2 separate regions of the Homo sapiens genome follow, and region 2 is linked to region 1. A link is an interaction called in ENCODE POLR2A ChIA-PET data of the cell type or tissue named here. Cell type or tissue: OCI-LY7. All regions are shown on one strand. Each heading gives the region's core, and the rest is flanking DNA. Links, peaks and the distances in the headings are about the cores only.

Region 1 (10,164 bases), core at 889-8,888:
CTTGAACCTGGGAGGTGGAGGTTGCAGTAAGCCAAGATCACGCCACTGCACTCCAGCCTGGGCAACAAAGACTCCGTCTCAAATAAAAACAATAATAATTATTATTGTTATGAGAGCAAGACCCTGTCTCAAAATAATAATTATTTTAATAGCGTATAGCCATGGTCCGCTTATAGTAAATGACCAACCTGCATCAGGTATTTTCAAATAACTAAAATGGAACACATATCATATCCAATATCTCTAGCTTATGTCTGCTGTAATAATCAAATTAACAAATAATTTTTTTAAAGGCTATAAGATTGTACCATATATATTTTGTGGCTCTATAAAAGTGCATATTTCTGCACCTCAAGATAGTTCTTCATGTCACTTGGCCATTGAGGCTTTACAGCTTCAGAAGGGTGACTGAAATCATCCTCCCCAACACTGAGGCAAAGAGCAGATATCAGTGACCCTGAGAAACGGCACATCAAAAATAATGGAGTCTTCTTTCAAGATTGTTATTATTTTTTGAGATGGAGTCTCACTCTGTGGCCCAGGCTCACTCTGTGGCCCAGTGGAGCAATCCTGGCTCACTGCAACCTCTGCCTCCGGGTTCAAGTGATTCTCCTGCTTCAGCCTCCCCAGTAGCTGAGATTACAGGCGCACGCCACCACGCCTGGCTAATTTTTGTATCTTTAGTAGAGACAGGGTTTCACCATGTTGGTCAGGCTAGTCTTGAACTCCTGACCTCGTGATCTGCTCACCTCGGCTTCCTGAAGTGCCGGGATTACAGGTGTGAGCCACCACACCCAGCCTAAAATTATTTTTGAGGACAAAGTAGTTATGAAGGAAAAGGGAAAATTAGACCACTGTAAGTGGGATCTAAGCTTTTTAATTTGGCATTGAGATGTTTTGAAATGTATTTAAAATGGTGTGCATATCCATGTTATTTTGTCTGTTTTGGGAAGCAAGGTCCTTAATTGCTAGAAATAAGTCTTTGAGATATCTTCAGTTTTCTCAGGTTCTCTCACTCTCTTCTCCCTTTCTCCTTGGTTTTGTCGTTTCTGTGCCACAGGGCCTGTGGGTACTCAATTAACACCAGGGAACTTTTAATCAGACAATGGAATTCACAGTAAGGTTTATCTTAAGCACTACCAGAAGTGGGTTCTAAGTATGTTGGTTAGTAAGAAAAGGAATGGCTCATTAAGCTGGCTTTCCTTGAAGAGGGTCCTATGGCCACAGCTCTAGGACATCATTATCCGTGTGTGTGTATGTGTGAGAGAGAGAGAGAGAGAAGGCTCTATGGCCACAGCTCTAAGACATCATTGTGTGTGTGTGTGTGTGTGTGTGTGTGTGTGTGTGTGAGTGAGAGAGAGAGAGAGAGACAAAGTGTCTACCCACGGTGTCAATATTGATGATGTTAAATATGAAGCTATAGAGACAAAGGTCACCAGGTCACTATTTTCTCCCGTTCTCTTGCTTTCTGACTTTGTTTCTAGATAGAGATGGTGAAGAGGGAGAGAGAATGAGTCATCTTTACCTCTTTGTTGACCACCTGCCTGTACTTCCACATCACATTCATCTGTGTGTTCATGGTACAATCTGTGACATGACAGTATACCTCTCTTCTTCCAGGGTAAGAAAAAGAAGAGGAAGAGAGAGAAACTACAGGAATCTGCATCAGGTAGGCACCATGAGACTTTCCAGTCAATCCTCAGGCTTCTGACAAACACCTTTTAAGGCAGTTTGCATCTCTCTACACACTGCTTTCTTCTGTGACTGTAACTTATGATGCTTTAACTCTGCTTTTTCTTCCTGAAATTCTTTTAAAAATTTAAAAGACCCTTCTTTTAAATGTGACTGTGGGAAGGTACATGTAAAAACTGTTTCCCAAACCCTGTCACCTGGAATCCTGGTTGTAAACTGTGGGATTTTGTTTGTTTGTTTGTTTTATTTTTGCTTCTGTTGTCTGTGTTTACTTTGCTTTAACACTCTTGCCTTTTTACTATGTTATATAACTCCTTAAAGATACAATATTTTATGTTGATTAAATGATGTTACCTGGTGTTCCCTTGAGAATCTCTTTTGTGATTTGGGTTTTTTAAAAATTTAAAACATAATGATAGGGTTTGTCTTTCTTGTACATTAATTCAAGACATCAGTGAGGTCCCATTTATTTTCCTTTTTTCTTTCATTAAAAATAAGGCCACTACTTGTACTGCACAAATAAAAATGGCTGGTATAAGAACCATGAAAAGTAAAGCAAACAAGTTCACATGATATTGTAGCTACTACGTATTTGGAATGTACAAAAACCTCTTCAATAAAAATTTGTTAAAGACACAATTTTCTGCAGGTACAGGTCCAAGAATGACAGCTGCCTACATCTGAAACATGGTAAGAACGACTCTCTGGTCCTACTGCTGACGTTAGTTGTTATAAAAAGAGGCACTTGCTTGTGAATCTTCTTGCTCATAATGAGTTCATTCGACATTGCTCCTTAAAGAGGAGAACTCAGCAAAATCAAATTAGTGCTTTAAAAAATCTGATGGTTTTTATACCGGCTATGTATTTGCAATATAGTATGCTTTTATCTTTTCTCTTCTATCCTCTTTGGCACATTTATTCTTCCTCCATTTCCTTTCCCCTAACTCTTTCTTCTAAACCATTTCTTACTGATCAGTGGCAAATCGGCCTGCTTAAAAAAAGAACAAACAACAACAAACAGTAAGCAAAATGCCATCTTACTCAGCAAATCCAGGGTGGGTTTGAGGAGCACCATTTTAGCCCAGAACTCCCAAGCTTTTGCTCAGTAGAGACTTTTTCTCAATTGAAATCACATGTAGTCACTCAAAAGTAATGTATTTGTTTCTAGTCAGAAAGCTATATATGCTTTATATTTTTTCTATTATTTAATATGGCATGGGCACTTATTTAACTGTGTTTCTTCTATCAAGTATTTCTCTTTATTGGTAACTATTGCTAGATTTTGCTCTAGTATTTATAAGTAATATTTATTTTATTTCTTTTTACTATAATTTTTTATTTATTTCCACATGACCACTAGCCCAAGGAACCTGACATTGTAAATTAAGGCTTGGTCTTTATTAAGCTTTAAATTAGCAGGGTGTGTACCTCTTCTCCTGGTAACAGTTCTCAAAGGAGCTGCCTTTGGTTATCCTCTCTAAGAACCCACATCCAGTCAATCACCAATCCCTGTCTTTGGGGTCTGTCTTGAGCCTTTTCTCTCACACTTACCACTGCCATAGCCCTAGTTCAGGTGCTCAGACTTTCCATCTGGAGTACTGTAATACACGTTAATAATTTTTCTGCCTCCAGGCTTTCTTTCTACCAGTTCATCCTTCACGTTGCTCCTGGAGGGATTTCCTACAACTCAGATTGTGCATCACTTCCCGACCTGGAAACTTAGCCAGTACTTCCCGTTGGCTAAAAGATAAAGCACCCGCCACTGAGTGTGTGGGTCTGCCCAGTCCTGCCCTTGTAGCTTTGCCCCCAGTCACTCTTGCTCTCTGCCTCCCCTCACTTTCACCCTAGCCCTTCTGAGTCCTATGATCAGTCCAAACAAAATTATTAGCAGTTCCCCACATGGCAAGAGGGCACCGCACATGCTGTCCCTGGGCTTCGAAAGCCCATTTCCTCTACAGAGGACTGGATAGACGTGTGCAGTGTTTCTTAGGAGAAGAGTGTTTACTGCAGCTCATTTGGCTTTTGACTAAACCAGGTGGCCCTTACCTAAACTTTTAGAACTTAATTTTGGTGCTGAGGTTTCAAACAACTTGCCCAAAAGGGGCCAGCAGAGATTTTGGTACCAAATAGATCTGAATTTTAAATCAGTTGATTCCCTGAGCAATCTACTTCAGCTTTTTAATCTTCATTTTCCTTACCTGGAAAAGGGGAATATCGATACCTACCCCCTGTGGTGGTTGATGTGCAGGATCTGCCCAGCGGCCAGCACACAGTTGGAGCTCAGACTCACTCCTTCCTCCTACTGAGACCTAAGTCAATTGCCCTCTCCTCTGTGAAACTTTCTTCATCTTTATTCAGATTCCCCAGGTTTTTCCAAATCCCATCACTGTAGTTTTATGATATCAAAATTCTTCTAAACTAATACTGAGTGGCAAGCTTTCCTCCAGGTGAAAGGAGGACCATCCCTTCATATAAGATCAAAAAATAATATACTCATTTTAACTCAGTGGCTATTAATCGAGAACCTCTTCTGAGCCAGCCACCTGGCTCCATTATTAGAAGCACAGATAGGATGTAAGCATGGCTGATGACACCCACCCCAGTAGCTCATGGCTTCACAATAGAAGTAAATCTAGTCAAAATCACAAGCCTTGTAATTTTTTTTTTTTTGAAAAAAAAAATTGTTTTAATTACTGAACACTTAGGAATGGCCAAAAGTTTTTTCATGTTCTGCCTGTAAACAGAAAGCCCTCAGAATGGCAGTGTGCCAAGGGCTGGCACTCGATTTACCTCACTTCTGTTTGCACCAAAATCTGTAAAGCTAACTATTTATATTAAAAAGCATGGAAAAATGTATTTCTGTATTTCAGAGTTTGGTAGTCGATTTGGTGTTCTTCAAGATGAGCATCCTATGGTATTTTAGATGTAAAAGATGGCTATTTTTGTCCTAAAGTGTATCCCAAACATCTTTTTCTAGCAAGTCACAGCTGTCATTGTGCTTTCTTGTCACTTATTTATATTTTCTTAAGGTTAAGATGTTCTCTCTATCCTGCGCAAGAAAAACAAAAATAACCCTCTCTCTCCACCCTACCCCCCTAAAACATTCTCAGGCCATCCCGCCGCTGGTGAGGCTCCAGTTGGTTGAGCTTCCTGTAATCAGAGTCTCTGGTGTTGCCCTCCCTCTCATTCCCGGATCAGTCATGCAGCCTTTGAAGTCACTGCCCTGCACACCATCCGAGTTTGGAGACCAGAACTGGCAGTTATTGGATAAGAATTGTAGAGTAGAGAGGAGCTCAGATCCACCTTCATAAAGATTTCCATAAATTAGACATGATAATTATTTCTGTTGTACCCCCACCCCTTCCTTTGTTGTAGGAATTCAGAAACATTCTGTTTGTATAGTAGCTGACTTGTTATAGTCATGATTCAGCATTTATTGAGCACCTAAGATAGGCCCTATGGAGACTTGTGTGACCTGGAAATAGAGTGTTGGATGGAGCAAAGAAGGTCCCTATTCTCACAGTGCTTGTTATGTTGCTGTGAGGGTAGTTGATTAAAAAAAACAAACAGGAAAATATAAGTACTATAATAAAAATAAGTTAGGGAGTAACTTAGGGGTCTGCTTTTAGATTGGATTGTCAGGAAAGGCACCTCCGAGGAGGTGGCACTTAGAAATAACCACCGTTATTACAGAAAAATGGAGGGGGTCTTCTGTTCTGGAACAGAGCCCTGGCAAAGAAATGAAAGACAAAGGGAACAGAGCGTCACGTTATGGAAAGAGCAGAGCCCAGGAATGAGGCCACCCAGTCTCCCAGGTTAGCTCTTGTATAAATTTGTGCGGCCTGGGGCAGGTCACCTAAAGCCTCTGGTTTCTCAGTATAAGTGAAGGATTGTGCCCAGCGTCCTCTGAGATCCCTGTCTGTCTCTCCCTCAAGTCCAACTTTCTGGTCTGCTTTGCTTTTGTGTGGTCTGCACTGCCTCCCAGTGTTATTATAGGGACTCAGATCTCTTTTTTTATTTCCTAATTTATAGTCATCATTTTATGTCTGAGTGGCTCTGTATAACTATAAAGCTTCTGCACGACCTTGAAAATGGCTTATACATGATGGGGATGTTCTTCAGTTCCTGTACAGATCATCCCCTGTGTCCCTCCTTCCTCCCCAGGATGGCTACCTTGTGTCCTGGGATATTCGAAGCATTGCCTCTAGTTTGAGGGTTTGATTTTCCACTAATGTAATAATATGGTTCCTTGTTTGCCAGACTACAGTCATACTAGTGCTGACCTCACCTTAGAAATAGTAAAATACTTGATTAGAACCAATCCTCCAGGCTGGGTATGGTAGCTCATTCCTGTAATTCCAGTACTTTGGGAGGTTGAAGTGGGTGAATTGCTTGAGCCCAGGAATTTGAGACCAGTCTGAGCAACATGGCAAGATCCCTTCTCTACAAAAATTAGCTGCGTGCGGTGGTGTGTTCCAGCTACTGGCGAGGCTGAGGTGGTTGGATCTATTGAGCCCGGGATGTCAAGGCTGCAGTGAGCTGAGATTATACCACCGCACTACAGCCTGAGCAACAGAACATGGCTCTGTCTCAAAAAACGCAAAAAACAAACCAGTCTGTCAGAGTGTGATGTGGAATATCACACAGCTGGTTTTCAATTCTGAAGGGAAGTTGACGAGTAAAGGTAAAGCTAGGCTAGAAGCAGTGGCTCATGCTGGTAATCCCAGCACTTTGGGAGGCAGAGGGTATATACCATCACTTGAGGGTAGGAGTTTGAGACCAGCCTGGGCAACATGGCAAAACTATGTCTGTATAAAAAATAAAAAGCATTAACTGGGCATGGTGACACACACCTGTAGTCCCAGCTACTCAGGAAACTGAGATTGAGAATAGCTTGGACCTAGGAGTTCAAGGCTGCAGTGAGCTATGATTGCACCACTGCACTCCAACCTAGGTGATGAAGTAAGAACAAAAAACTTGTATTTTCATTTCTTTAAAGATCCTATGGGTTTCATGGAATGCTTCCCATTTTTTGATGGGCAGCGCCAGCGCAGTGGCCGCATGCAGCCCAGCGGAGAGGCTGGCTCCTGAATCAGTGCTTTATTCACCCGGTTGTGTTCCTGTCTCCCCGTATGTTTCTACTTTTGAGCATTAAAAAATGTTTCACCCTGGTGAAATCAGATTGAAACAAATAAATTACCATTAATGTGGTCTCAACACTGTGGGGAAACTTTTAGGATAATTGGAAATGAGATCCCTAAAAGCCATTCCTCCAGGTTGGAGATGGTGGTCCCCAAGCTGCAGGATCTTTGGGAGAGGCCAGATTCATCTGTTTAGCTTTTCGGACTAGTCATTTGTGGGAATGCTGGGAGCCCAGGGCCTCAGGGGATAAGACTGCACACACTGTCCTTTGTCCAGCTGGAAGACCGGTGTCATGAACACTAATCACTTGTTTACTCACCACGCAAACATTTAGTGAGGACTGCTGTAAGTCACGAATCCTGTTAGGCGGTGGGGGTGTTTGCAAATGAGATCCTATCCCTTCCTGGAGGAGCTTCAAGTTTAAGAAGATATAGACATATTAAGTGGGTAGTTATAAAAGAGTATGTTTTATGCTGTGAAGAAGTGGCATGCTGTGCCTTATATAAAAATAAAGAGAATAAGAAGTATATAAATCGGAGTGAAATCAAGGAAGGCTTCCTGTGGTAGATAGCACTCGAGCTGTCAGGTTGGTGGCGGAATTTGGGGGTTTGATAGCACAGTAATAGAATTGATGTGAGTTTCTGGTGTTTGGGATATGTTTGATTTGGAATACCACCTTAAAATTTGTCAGAAGTTAGAGATTATTATCAAATACTGAACTTTGCTTTCTTCCTGACTTAAGATTTATATGAAATTAAAGAAGTAAAGAATTATAATGTTTGAAGTGCTGGAGAGAATTATGACTCTGAGTTTACTAATTAAACAATTTTCAAAATTGGCTTATTAATATTTACTTTATCAAAACAAATATAAAAAGCCTACCACCTTTAAATTATATAGATTGAAAAGATATTTTTAGATACTTTATTTCTTTTAGTTGTATGACATGAGAGTTAGTTTAAAAGAAGGAACAGGCTACTTTTAAAAGATAAAAAAAGGCTGGGCACAGGGGCTCACACCTGTAATCCCAGCACTTTGGGAGGCAGAGGTGGGCAGATCATGAGGTCAGGAGTTCGAGACCAGCCTGGCCAACGTAGTGAAACCCCGTCTCTAACTAAAAATACAAAAAATTAGCCAGGTGTGGTGGCAGGCGCCTGTAATCCCAGCTGCTCAGGAGGCTGAGGCCGGAGAATCACTTGAACCTGGGAGGCGCAGGTTGCAGTGAGCAGAGATAGCACCATTGCACTCTAGCCCAGGTGACAGTGAGAGACTCCGTCTCGGGGAAAAAAAAAAAAAAAGATAAAAAAAATCATCTGCTTAAACACATTTGGCTAAATAAAAACTTCAGCCTTTATTTCCCTAGGGCCAAGAGATGAGCATGAGAGGTAATTGCTAAGCTCAATATAGTAGTTAATGTTCAGTGCTTGGATTTACATTTTTTAAGAAGATTGTTTCTGGCTTTTCTTTGATGATGATGTTCGAGAGCCTGATGAGGTGGTTAAGGGTTGAGAACTTGGGGCTCCTGGGTCCTGTGAAGCTGTGCTACAGAGCTGACAAGTTGCAGAGTGGGAATAGAAGCACCAGTGAGAGGACTGCAACCCTGAGGGTCTGCCAGGAGCTGTGCCTGGTGTCCAACATTTAGCCCTGTCCTCTTAGAGCAGCCAGGGAGTGTTCTAAATATTTTCAGTGGTCTCAATGAGAAAAATATTTATTTCCTATGATTTTTGAAGCTCACTCTGGTAAGTTTGACACTTTTGCCTAATGTTTGTTCCAAATTCTGTTCCACAATGTAGTCACCAACATTAAATATCAGTGAGCTGCTGGGTTATGTTTAGTTAGAAAACAAAGCCAGATTCTTAAAAATTAATAAAATTGAAAGGAAATTGGAGGCAGCTGAAGAACTCTTAAGTCTTGTCCAAGTCTCAGGGTAAAAATTAAGGCTTCAACAACTAGAAAGTGAAAAAATGACATCCTGTTTTCCATTCTTTATCTTTTGTAACATATTTAGAAAGCACCTCAGCTAGAATTGTTACCAAACAAGCAAAAGACCCCTGGGGGTTCAGAACTCTTGGGAAGGAAGCCTGCATCTAGGGAGGGGAAGGGGGATGTCAAACTGGGGAGAACCAAGTGTCGCACGGCAGCCAGGGCAACACGTGGCTGCGCAGCTACCCTTGGCCACAGGTCGGCACCTCCTGGGAAAACTTCTGCACCCTGCTCAGCACTGTCCCACACTTGGCCTGCAGTGGTTTTTTTTTTTTTTTTTTGAATAGTGGCCTAGCCCAGTTGGGGGTACCTTGTGCTGCCATTTTACCACAGTGGTGAGGTCCTGTGGAAGCGACTGCTGGCGTGCTGTTTATCTTGCATGGATTGCCAGATCGCTGCATAGGAGGTGGAGGTTGTGGTGGCCCGGAGAGGCTCCCATATGTGTCGTTTCTGGGAATGCTCCAGTCTGAGGTGACGGCCTACCTGTGTCTTCCTTCTTTTTATGCTTGTGTTCAGAAATCCCTGTGACACCTGTCACAGACTAACAGGAAATGTGTACAGGATTCACAAGGTGATGACACTTGACTACAGATAATCTCAGGCTTGGTTTCATTGTCTTAAATAGCAATGGCAGCATAATGACAGTGTGGTTAGACTCAGTTATGCGTGGACTGCAGTTTTTCACATCCTGGCCATTGTTCCAGGATCCCTAGGTGCATTCATGGGAGCCTTTTGATGGCAAGTGCCGGAAACAAATGGTGCTCACTTAAGGAGAAAGGGGAAATGTGTTTTAAGGATATAGGAGCATCTTGTGGAATCCAAGGACAGTAGAGCAGTTGGGCCAAAAAGAAAACTGGAAATTGGAAAGCTGTCCAGACACTTTCCCTGCTGCTTCCATCTGTCCCTCCCTGAAAATCACTTCCTCCTTCCCTTCCCAGATTGACTCTCTCAGTTCTCTGAGCCTTATGTTTAGAGCACTCAAGCTATATGTTGTTACAATATCATCTCCCAAAGAGACAATAATTCTTTCAAATTCTGTAGAAGCGACTCTGGTTAGCCCAACTTGGGTCAAACTTCCACCCCAATCTATAATCAGCTGTGGCCAGAGGAGAAGGTCACATTGTACAAAATGGCTGTCAGGAGCTCACTGCTCTAACAGTGTTGGAGTTGGGATAATGGAGAGGAGAGCTGGACAGCAGCCCGACAGATGTCCGCTATAGCTCACTAGGAAGCTGATAGTTGGGGTGGTTTTATCTAGACAGCTCTGTGTTAATAAAGAAATTGGGTTGGGTTCATGGGTACAGTGAAAGCTTTTAAGAATGGGCAGTATCCCTTCCATCAATTATC
Region 2 (10,164 bases), core at 1,105-9,104, 300 kb before region 1:
GTTTTAGGGACCGATTTTATAGTCTGAAACTTTCCACACCTCAGATATGCCTATGCCTGGCTTAGGTAGTGTCATACACTACTGGGGAAGAAGAAAACACATGCTCACCACCCGCTCGCTTACCCACCCCTCATCCTTAAGAGAGTCATTGCTTTTTCTGCACTTGCACCTAGGCATATGTGAGTTGTTTTAAGGTCCAGGGTTTAAAATCCATAGGATAATTTCTAGAATATTCTCTTCCTCTGTTGTAATTTAGACACAAAAACTTAGAGATAAATGCATTGGTCTTTTATTAGATGGTTTATGACTATAAATGTATTATTACAGAGGAAAATTTTCACCAAGTAGTCACCAGCCCTCTCCTGCATTCTGCCAGGAATGAGACACTCACCACCACCAAAAGCAGCTCAGTTATGTTAGCCTCATTGTGTTCATTAGAAAAACATTTTGAGGGCCAGGCGTGGTGGCTCACACCCGTATTCCCAACACTTTGGGAGGCCAAGGCAGGTGGATCACTTGAGGTCAGGAGTTAGAGACCAGCCTGGCCAACATGGTGAAACCCCGTCTCTACTAAAAATACAAAAAAATTAGCCAGGCATGGTGGCACGTGCCTGTAGTCCCAGCTACATGGGAGGCTGAGGCAGGAGAATCCCTGGAACCCTGGAGGTGGAGGCTGCAGTGAGCCGAGATTACCCCACTGCACTCCAGCCTGGGTGACAAAGCAAGATGTTGCGTCAAAAAAAAAAGAAAGAAAGAAAGAAAGAAATACATTTTGAAATCAAATGAATATCTGCTTCCCAAATGCATATGTCCCTTGTTCTTTTTCCTACGTCTTAGGGTCTTACACAAATAATTGCACATTGCTACCTTGTAGTGTACATTTGCTGGTTTTGCTTTCTCATTTTTGTTTGTTCATGTCTGCCCAGGCCCCTAACCCTCTCCTTCTCTTGGAATTAGTCTCAATTATATACATCTTAGAGGGAGGCAGGGCCCTACTTCTCACCATGGAAGCCAAAGGGGGCTGGGTATTCCTTCTGCTCACTCTTAGATAGCAAGTGCATGGCCATTAGCCATTTGAAAGCTCTGAGTAGGATTTGTAATATGGGGCAGGGGGAGACAGTCCAAGACTATCTGTGGAAGCAGAGAAAGGCCTAGCAACAGTGGCCCCAAGCGTGTGGTAGAGGTGGTCCCGGGGGCAGCAACCGGGCTAGAAAGTAACCACAGTTCTATCTTCTGCTGCCAGCCTCCCTTGGCTCTTGTGTGATTTCCCCTCCAGGTTCCCTAGTTTTCCAATGATCCCACAAGTCACCCAATAACCTTCCCACAACTTTCTTTTTTGACTATGTTAGACAGAATCCATTTCTGTTGTTAGCAGCCACAAGCCCTGACTGATACACTTTCTTTCAGATAGTCGAAGATAAGTATTATGTGCTCTTGATTTTTTTTTTTAGACTAAACCTCCCAAGTTCCTTCACCACATGGGTCAGCTTCCGACCCCCTCATCTCATTGCTCACCTACCGATGTGCTCAGTGTCTCTGGGCACTCCAACAAAGCAGGGCTGTCCTCTTTCTAGAGCTAGAGATGATACTTTTGGTAAGTGCTACCCAGAATGTATGGCCATATCACACTATTGACTCATACTGAGTCAAATAAAATCTTAAGTTCTTTTTCTACATATTATAGGAAAGCTATATCACCCTCATTTCATAGTTGTGTGTGTGTTTTAATTTGAAACTCCTAGGTCGTTAATAAGGTCAGAACTGCTCTGTCTTAGGGGATTTCGAATTCCCCAATAATTAGGTTCCTGCCCTTTTTCTCCTATGAATGAGTCTTACTCTACACCCCGTTTCCCCAGGGGTTAGTCTCTGGCCTACCCCTTACCCTTTATCCACATCCCCCTCATGGGACTGGATAGCCTGCCCTGAACCTTCTCCAAATTATACAGCCACCCATGCCTAATGAAAACCACCTGCGTGCACGGCTGCCCTTGATTCACTTGTTCAGCCTCTGCTTTAAATACACATGCTGGATGTGAGACCTAGGAGATTACTGGGTGGCTTTATGCATGTCACCCATTCTTTTCCTCTCAGACTGATCTAGTTTAGCTTGACTTTAAGATTAATGTCTCAAATAACTAATAAAAAGCCATATTTCATTGCCTATTCTTAATTGATCTTGGACATGGGAGAATAGGAGATAAAAAGGAGATTACATTTGTTGGGTGTTTATTATATGCCTGGCATGGTGCTAGACCTTATAAGCTTTACCTAATTTATTGTACTCACCAGTTCTCTAAGATAGATATGACTGTCCCCATTTTAGAGATCACACAAGCGTGTCTCTCAGAAAGGATAAACAACATCCATTAAGTGGAAAATTTAGAATTCAAACCCAGGTTTTTTGCAGCCTGAACTCTCCTGGCCTCATTCTGACACCACAGATTGAACAGAAGTATGTGAATTGAGAGATTTGGAGAGTACAGCCCAGCGAAGTGTGCCACACTCCCTCTGTGATGCGTTTCAGAGTCGATGAAGAGTATGAGTTCTATGAGTGACTCATGGTCTTCCTGTCATTTCTCCCCAGAAATAGCCTTGTACCCACCCAACCTCTTATATACTGATTGGAATCAGCAAGTTCAGACAACCATTCATCCTGGGTGTTCCTAATCCTCAGAGAACTTCTTGACTCTGGGGGCTACTTTTACCAAGACTATGACACACCTTGTAGCAAGAGGGTCCCAGAAGTTCCTCAGATTGCCCAGAGCTTTGAGAGGGAACACAGGATGTCTCTGAGAACCAAAAATGCTAAAGTAGGAATGAGCCAACCCTGCTCTAGGTTTCACTGGACTCAAGCTGAAAGGAGTGGATGGAGAGACCCAGGACCTGCTTGGCCAAGCCTTTTGATTGCTCTCAGAATTCTCTCCAAGAGGACAATGCCACTTAGAGACACACATCATGTATAAACTGAATTCTGGTCAGTAGCTCGAGTCATTTCTGTAGCCAACCCTTTTCTATAAAGTACTTACAAATAGAAAAATTGCCCAGATCAAATTTCACTTCCTTTCTAGGATTCTGCCTGAGTAGGGAGGGAAGAATAAAGGCCCGGGTTATCCAGAAACTAGTAAACTGCTCTCTGATGAGAGCTGATGGTATCTTGTTGAAGGCAATGCAATGCCAATAGCACTGGCCTATTTTTGTTTTGAAACCTCCCATCCTGGAACCACAATTGCTACTGCTTTGGTGGCAGAGGGAAGATGTTTATCCTTCACAAAGACTGTGAGCTTTCCAACCCTTTATGTAATCTCCCCGGCCACCAACAGGCCAGCCACATGGTGTCTGCAGATGCAGAGAGAGGCGGACAATTCTCATACCAGGAATTCCTCCACTGTCCTTCCAGTGTGAATAACAGGAATCTTCCCTTCCTTCCCCTCAGGCAGAGAACCTGAGGCTCCATTCTTGACTGCCAACTGCCCACGCAGGCCTGACAGCAATTTGTAACTCAGCTTATACAGGCTCTCCTACTGTCTGCATTTTTGTTTGTAAAATGAGCAATTTGCTCTTGGTTGCTTGGCTTCTCTGTGAAGTCAGCCGCAAGGGCAGCTCACCAAGCAGGACAGCTGGTCAGTGAAAGCAAACGTCGGACCCTCCAGCGCATTGCCCGCGCCTCGCCCCTGCCTGGATCCTGTAAATAGTTTTGTTACAAGGAGCTGCTCTCAGAGGCCAAGCGCCAGTTCTCCATGTGTGGTATCATATTTGCAGCAACAGATAAATCAACCCAGAAGGAAGAAGCTTTTGACGGGATGTTTGGGAGGTCTGGGTAAATTCAGTGCTCTTCTGAGCAGCCACTTTCTTTTAAGAGATGAAGCATGGGAGTGGGGAAAAAGAGATGGCAAAAATGTCCTAGCTCCTACTCCAGGGGTAAAACAGACTAATACATTCATCAAGTGATAAAGACATGGTGAGGAAATCAAAAACCACAGCCAATGCTTACTGCCTCAACGGCTGCGACATTATCTCACCACTCCTCTAGAACATATGTTCGACAGCAGCGTGAAGATTTGGGGTCTCAACTGTGCTCTGAACAAGGAAGGGAAGAGGCGAGAAAAATTGCTTGGTAAGGGCCCACATGACGAGTCCACCAGAAATCCTGAGACCTGTCTTCCCCTCACACCTCCCTCCCACTGCCATCATCACCATCTCTACCATATGCACACTTTTGTCATCAAGAACCATCAAGAACTGCCTTAAAGTGTGGCAGTTACAGCTACCTGTGTAGGACATTTGCAAAGAGGAGGTAATATGAGCTTTGTCTCCTCCCTGACCCCTTCTCCCAACCTCCTTCCGTCAAGGGGAAAAGGTGCAGACTCACACTCTTATCAAGCACTCAGATGATTTCATGGGAACACCACACTTTGTTCTATTCTGGCTTCCCTCACAAGGGGTGAGGGGCGGCACATCTTCAAACGCATGCTGGCTTAAATGGTGACAGCTGCATGCAACGGGCTTGCTTACAGCCTGCCTGGTGCAATGAGAGATAACTGCAGGGTAAGACTTCAAAGACAGACCCACTGCAGCCATTCCAACAGCCTAGGGCTGCTGCCTCCAGTTGGTGGCTCCCTCCATGCAACAAGTGAGCCAAGGGAAACTAAGAAATTAGAACTTTCTCACATGCATTGTGAATTATGATGCAAAGAGGCAAGAATGAGCCTAGAGAGGCATTTAGGGATTTCTGCAAAGCCCAGAGTTATGTTTTGGTCTTAGGCAGATAGTGAGAAGAACCAGCTCATCATAGCATGTTTGACCAATACTCATGTTTCTAACAGGTTATACACCACATTTAAAGACCCAGAAATAAGGTAAGATTTTTTAGCTTTTATTTTGTAGGTGTGTATATTTCTCTGGTGTTACCTCAATTACCCATCTTTGCAGAAATCATTTATTAAAATTTGGCTGTATGTTATAATGTCTGGTGGCTTTTGATCTTCAACTAAGGAGCCGTTATGGGAGAAACTGTCACACAGAAGTTTCAAGAGATGACTTGAAATCCTCAGTTCCTTGCAATGGGTAGCGCAGGTGGCTGTTTGGGGAACCACATTAAAGAGCCACTGTGAAAGGTAGTTATTTCCTGTCTTCTCCATCTGGCAGGTCCTAACGAAACGCACCCCAAGGAACAGACTCACTGTGATATTGTGTAGATGTATGTGGTTCATGATGCTTTTGGTGAGGCTATTGGTTTTGGTGAATTGCCTCTTTCTGCTTACATCACCCAGCTCAGCCCCCATTTCTCCTGTCTGGATGTCAAAATCCTAATTGAACATGGGTAACTCTCCTTAGTTTTGTCATCTGTGAAATGGGAATGAAAGTATCTTATAATAAAGATGATTTAAAAAACCCTTGTTTTGCCTCAGGTAGGTTGAGTTGGTTCCGCAACTTAAAAGGAGCCTAATTAATAAATAAATTATAATGTATTCTTATTGTGGAATATAATATAACCAAAAATGTCTTAATTGATAAGCATGGGGGAAATGTTTCATTGTAACTGTTAAGTAAAAAGAGCAAAAGTTTTGAATGAAATAATCCATGTAAAATGATGAGAATAGGGCATCACACGGGCAGCACTTAAAACATGTAAGTCTTTACCACTGTTACTTCTCCTTTGTGCCCAGATCAATACCATCTCCCTTATGAAGCCCTATGTCCCAGCCAGAGGTAATCTCTCCTTACAACTCTATCTAGTCACTCTGCCTTTGCCATTTCTCACTGTAGACTTGGGATCATACTAATTCATGTCATGTTCTATCTCACCTTGTAATAAATATCCGTCCTTCTTGTTCTGCTTCAGTTAGGTTGAGTTGGCTCTGCAACTTAAAAGAGAGCCTATCTAATTAATAAATTATGGTCTATTCATATGATGGAATACAATATAACCAAAAATGTCTTAAGTCATGGGGAAAATGTTAATTATGCTTTGGTGAGAAAAGTTGCATAGAAAACTGTTAATATAATACATTCGCAAGCAATAAAACAGAACCAAAAAATTACACATGTATACATTAACATGCATAGAAAAAACACTGCTGAAAAATATGCCCAATAATAATAGTAATATTTGGGCATAAGATTATAGTTGATGTTTGCATTGCCTATCTTCATATTTTCTGGAATTTTTCTATTTCTACTCATCAGGAAAACAAAAAGTAATATGCTTTTATTAAGAAGGCAAATTGTGTCTGGGTGTGATGGTTTATGCCTGTAATCCCAGCACTTTGAGAGTCTGAGGCAGGAGGATTGCTTGATCTCAGGAGTTCAAGACCAGTCTGTGCAACATAATGAGACCTTATCTCTACAAATAATTTAAAAATCATCCAGGTGTGGTGGCATGTGCCTGTTGTCCCAGTTACTCTGGAGGCCAAGGCAGAAAGATTGCCTGAGCCTGTGAGGTCAAGGCTGCAGTAAGCCATGAGTACACCACTGCACTCCAGCCTGGGTGACAGAGTGAGACCCTGTCTCAAAAAAAAAAAAAAAAAAAAAAAAAAAGGCAAATTGTTAAATGAGGACAAATAAAAAAGCAAGGTGTTAGGGAGAATTTCATGAGTTTCCAACTTTATCTGTTCATCCAACTAACATTTTTAGAACAACTACTATAAGAATGAGGATGTGATAAATACTATCAGAGAAAATAGACTTAAGATAGATCCTGACCTCAAAAAACTTAATATTTAGTTGAGGAGATGATACAGACAGATGGGAGTAATAATGCAGAAAAAGCAGTAGAGGAAGAGAAAAGATGAGCGACCTGAACAGCAAAGGCTGCCTGTGCTCCTCCTGATGTGTCCACCATGCTGGCGAATGGGCTTCACAAAGAGGCCATCTCAAGGACTCTTTGATGGAAGAACGGGCTCTGTGGCAATTAAATTATTATACAATCAAGGAAGTCAGGAATGAAACAATTAAATTAAATCCACACATCTAACATTTTACTTTAAATCACTGATGTCAAATCATTTCCATGCTTTTTCCCCAGTTTTGCTAGTAAGTAGCGAAATAGTTTGAGTGAAAATTCCATCAACTTTCGGTTGACCTGTAGAGAAATGACAAAAAAGCAAACAGCTGAAAGAAAAAGAGAAGCAGGACAAAATATTCTCAACCAGACTTTCCCCCAGAGACTACTAGAGCTATAAAATTTGATTTTTTCTTTTAAAATTATGTTTTAATTTTACTTAAAAACCAGTGTGATAGTAAAATTTGATTTTTTTAATGCTAAAATATTCTCAATTCTAGGTAAATTTTATGGAAATTAAGCTCTTCCTGCATTGTTTCTGAATAGTAAATGTATCTGATTTTCTCAAAGCTAATATAAGTAATTTAATCCTCCCCTTGTTCTAGTTGAAAATGTCAATAATCTTTGCAAAGAATCTTAGTGGAATTTATTGTCAATATATCCAAACTTTATCATATAGAAATAAAAAAAAACACAACAGTTTTACTTTGATGGAAATTTTATCTGGGTTCAAAGTTACTAGATTTTCCCTTCTACTTGCTAATGGAAAAATTGACAATCTCGAACTATGGCAAATCCAAATAGTTGGCTATTCCTTTGTGACACATGAAGGAAGGGTTCTAAGAAAGAGGAATGGTATTCTAATCGTCCTTTAAAAAGAAGAAATTGTGGGTATCAGTGGTGTCTGAGGTAGTCACACAGAAGCAGACAAAAATGCAGGTTGTTTAGAAGACTTACCTAACACAACCTACTACATCAACTTAATCAAAGGTAACATTTAGGCTAGAAATTCACTTTCAAGAAAATCAGAGGCTTCTTTAGTCAAGGCCAGAACATTCTGATACTTCCCACTAACTTACAAAACAGTGATTCAGGCTTTCAAACACTTGGAGAAGGCCCTCCACATCAAAAAGTTTACTAAGGACCGTGCATGGTGGCTCATGCCTGTAATCCCAGCACTTTGGGAGGCCGAGGCAGGTGGGTCACTTGAAGTCAGAAGTTCGAGACCACCCTGGCCAATATGGTGAAACTCTGTCTCTACTAAAAATACAAAAATTAGCCGGGCATGGTGGTGTGCGCCTTTTAGCCCCAGCTACTTGGGAAGCTGAGGCATGAGAATCGCTTGAACTCGGGAGATGGAAGTTGCAGTGAGCCGAGATCACACCACTGCACTCCAGCCTGGGTGACAGAATGAGACTCTGTCACAAAAAAAAAAAAAAAGAAAATGTTTACTAAGGAAATACGTATTTCTGCATTCTGAAGAAAACCCAATGATTAAATGAAGTTACTGATGCCACCACTAGCAACAGTTTTCAAAATCAGGCTCTTAGGTGTGATATTTGGAAATAAGTAATGTCTTGATTACTTCTCTTCTTCCTATATAGTCAGGGGTCAACAATTACATTTCAGAGCTGAATTCATCCCAGCTCACAGTGCCAGATGGGCCTCCAAACAGATTCAGTCAGTGGAGACCAAGACCAGGAGCAGCTGAATCTTGGCTGCAGTTCAAGATGAATCTAGCCCACTTTGCCTCCCCCACTCCCTGGGGCTTCTCCAGACTTCTGTTTCAAAGACAAGGCTAGAGACTGCCTAGCACTCAGCCAGAAGCTTGGGCAGATGCTGGAGGCGCCTCAGCCCAAGAAAACGTAGATTTACCTGGCTTAATCTTATCACCCTTTGACTTACAGAATTGAAACTAGAGCCTCCAAGGCAATTTTCCGAAAACATTTTTTCAAGTCATTAAAAATATGCATAATATTATCAGTTACCATTTATAGCAGCTGTATTTCTAGTAACTGGCATTGTTGTTACTTTAGGCAAGCCAGAAATTAAGCATGCCAGGAACTGACATGGTGTGTTATGTCACCAAAACAAAGAGCTCACACTGATAAAAGGCAGGTTGGCTTCTTTGTGGGTTTTCCCCTTCCTTCTACAAAGTGTAGCTGTTGTCTTCTTTCCCGCTCTCGATATGGGGTGAAGTGTTGAGCAACATAAGAAGCTGGAGTCTCTTTCAAAGACATCTGTACTCTAAAGGTAGCAGGTTTATCAAATGGCCACAATTTGAGCAGGTACAAAAACTCTATTTCCTTTGCCTTAGATCTAATAATCTAGTGATGTTTTTAAACAGCTGATATTCCTGGGAATCTGGCATATTCATCTTGTAGGGAGGAAAAGATATGATTTTTTCTTGTCATTAAAGCCCTGGGTGGCCAGGGCTGCTTGCAGGGGGAGGCAGTAGAGACTTACTCAAGTAGCAATGAACAAAGAGAAATAGATATTAGGAGGAAACATGACAGAGTAGGGAGGATGGTTATAAAGCTCTGGAAGACAAGGTTGCGGGAAGCCTCTCCCTCCAGTTCTCCCACCTACCAATTTCTCCCTCACGGCATCTGTTTCTTTTCCAGGCTCAGTTAGCCCCATCACTGACAACATAAGGAAAGGGCATTCTCTGCTGGGGCCATTTTCATTGTTTTTTTTTTAAATCTTCTCAAAAACAAACACACATTACTGCTTTTTCAAAAGAGAAGCTAGTATTATTTGTGGGTTTCCATTTTCATGTGTATGATTAGTTTATACTGATTTCTGTTCTGGCTGGGTCGATGTCCACATGCTGCCTGAAGTATAAAGGCGTGTGCACATATATTAGACACAAACTACTACCATGGTGGTAAAGACTGCTATGCATTTAGTCCCCAAGTCTCTTTCTTTCTGCACACCCAGCTAGGAACACTGTGGAAGAAAACTACTTGTTGACCAGGAACACTCACTGTAAACACTTACATGAGCAAGCAATTAGCTCCTGCTATATTTAAACCATAATACACTTTTGGTTCTATTTGTGACAGCAGTTTAGCCTAACTTAACAATACCCCCACAGTCACATTTGACATGAAAACACACACACACACATCATACAAGCATAGTTATCTTCAAAGGTCAAGTTCTTTTGAAAGCTGGAAAAACCTTTAGTGCGCTAAGAATATGTTACATCTGAAGAGTATTTTCCAATTCTCAAAGCATTTTCATGTATATTCTCTCATATAATCTAACAATTTTGTAAGGCAGGTGTTTCAGTCTACAGGTGAAACAATTTGGCTCAAATAGGAAAGCGGCTCTCCCAAAGTCACATAGCCAGCAAATGGAAGAGTTTTAAGGAGGGCATA

The links. ChIA-PET counts read pairs that join two places held together with the same protein. Peaks named below come from ENCODE experiments on the same cell type or tissue, not always from the same donor. Only the 100,000 strongest peaks of a DNase experiment are listed, where the experiment ranks them.
Region 2: POLR2A ChIA-PET joins it to region 1 with 11 read pairs; 2 of 35 experiments call an interaction of 5 or more read pairs at or near these places.

What each region holds. Positions count from the first base shown.
Region 1 is chr4:108,055,841-108,066,004 of GRCh38, reverse strand. It overlaps LEF1 (lymphoid enhancer binding factor 1), which reads left to right. Exons shown (of 12, transcript NM_016269.5): 10 at 1,621-1,669; 11 at 2,342-2,382. The coding sequence ends at 2,376. Among named protein-coding and RNA genes, the nearest start is that of HADH, 71 kb to the right of the region's middle. RefSeq lists an enhancer at 9,029-9,530. In OCI-LY7, for the core only: a CTCF peak has its summit at 5,672; a DNase peak (open chromatin) is centred at 4,264; H3K27ac peaks cover 972 bases.
Region 2 is chr4:108,354,470-108,364,633 of GRCh38, reverse strand. No RefSeq gene overlaps it. Among named protein-coding and RNA genes, the nearest start is that of LEF1, 190 kb to the right of the region's middle. In OCI-LY7, for the core only: a CTCF peak has its summit at 4,676; a DNase peak (open chromatin) is centred at 5,093; H3K4me3 peaks cover 441 bases; H3K27ac peaks cover 1,038 bases.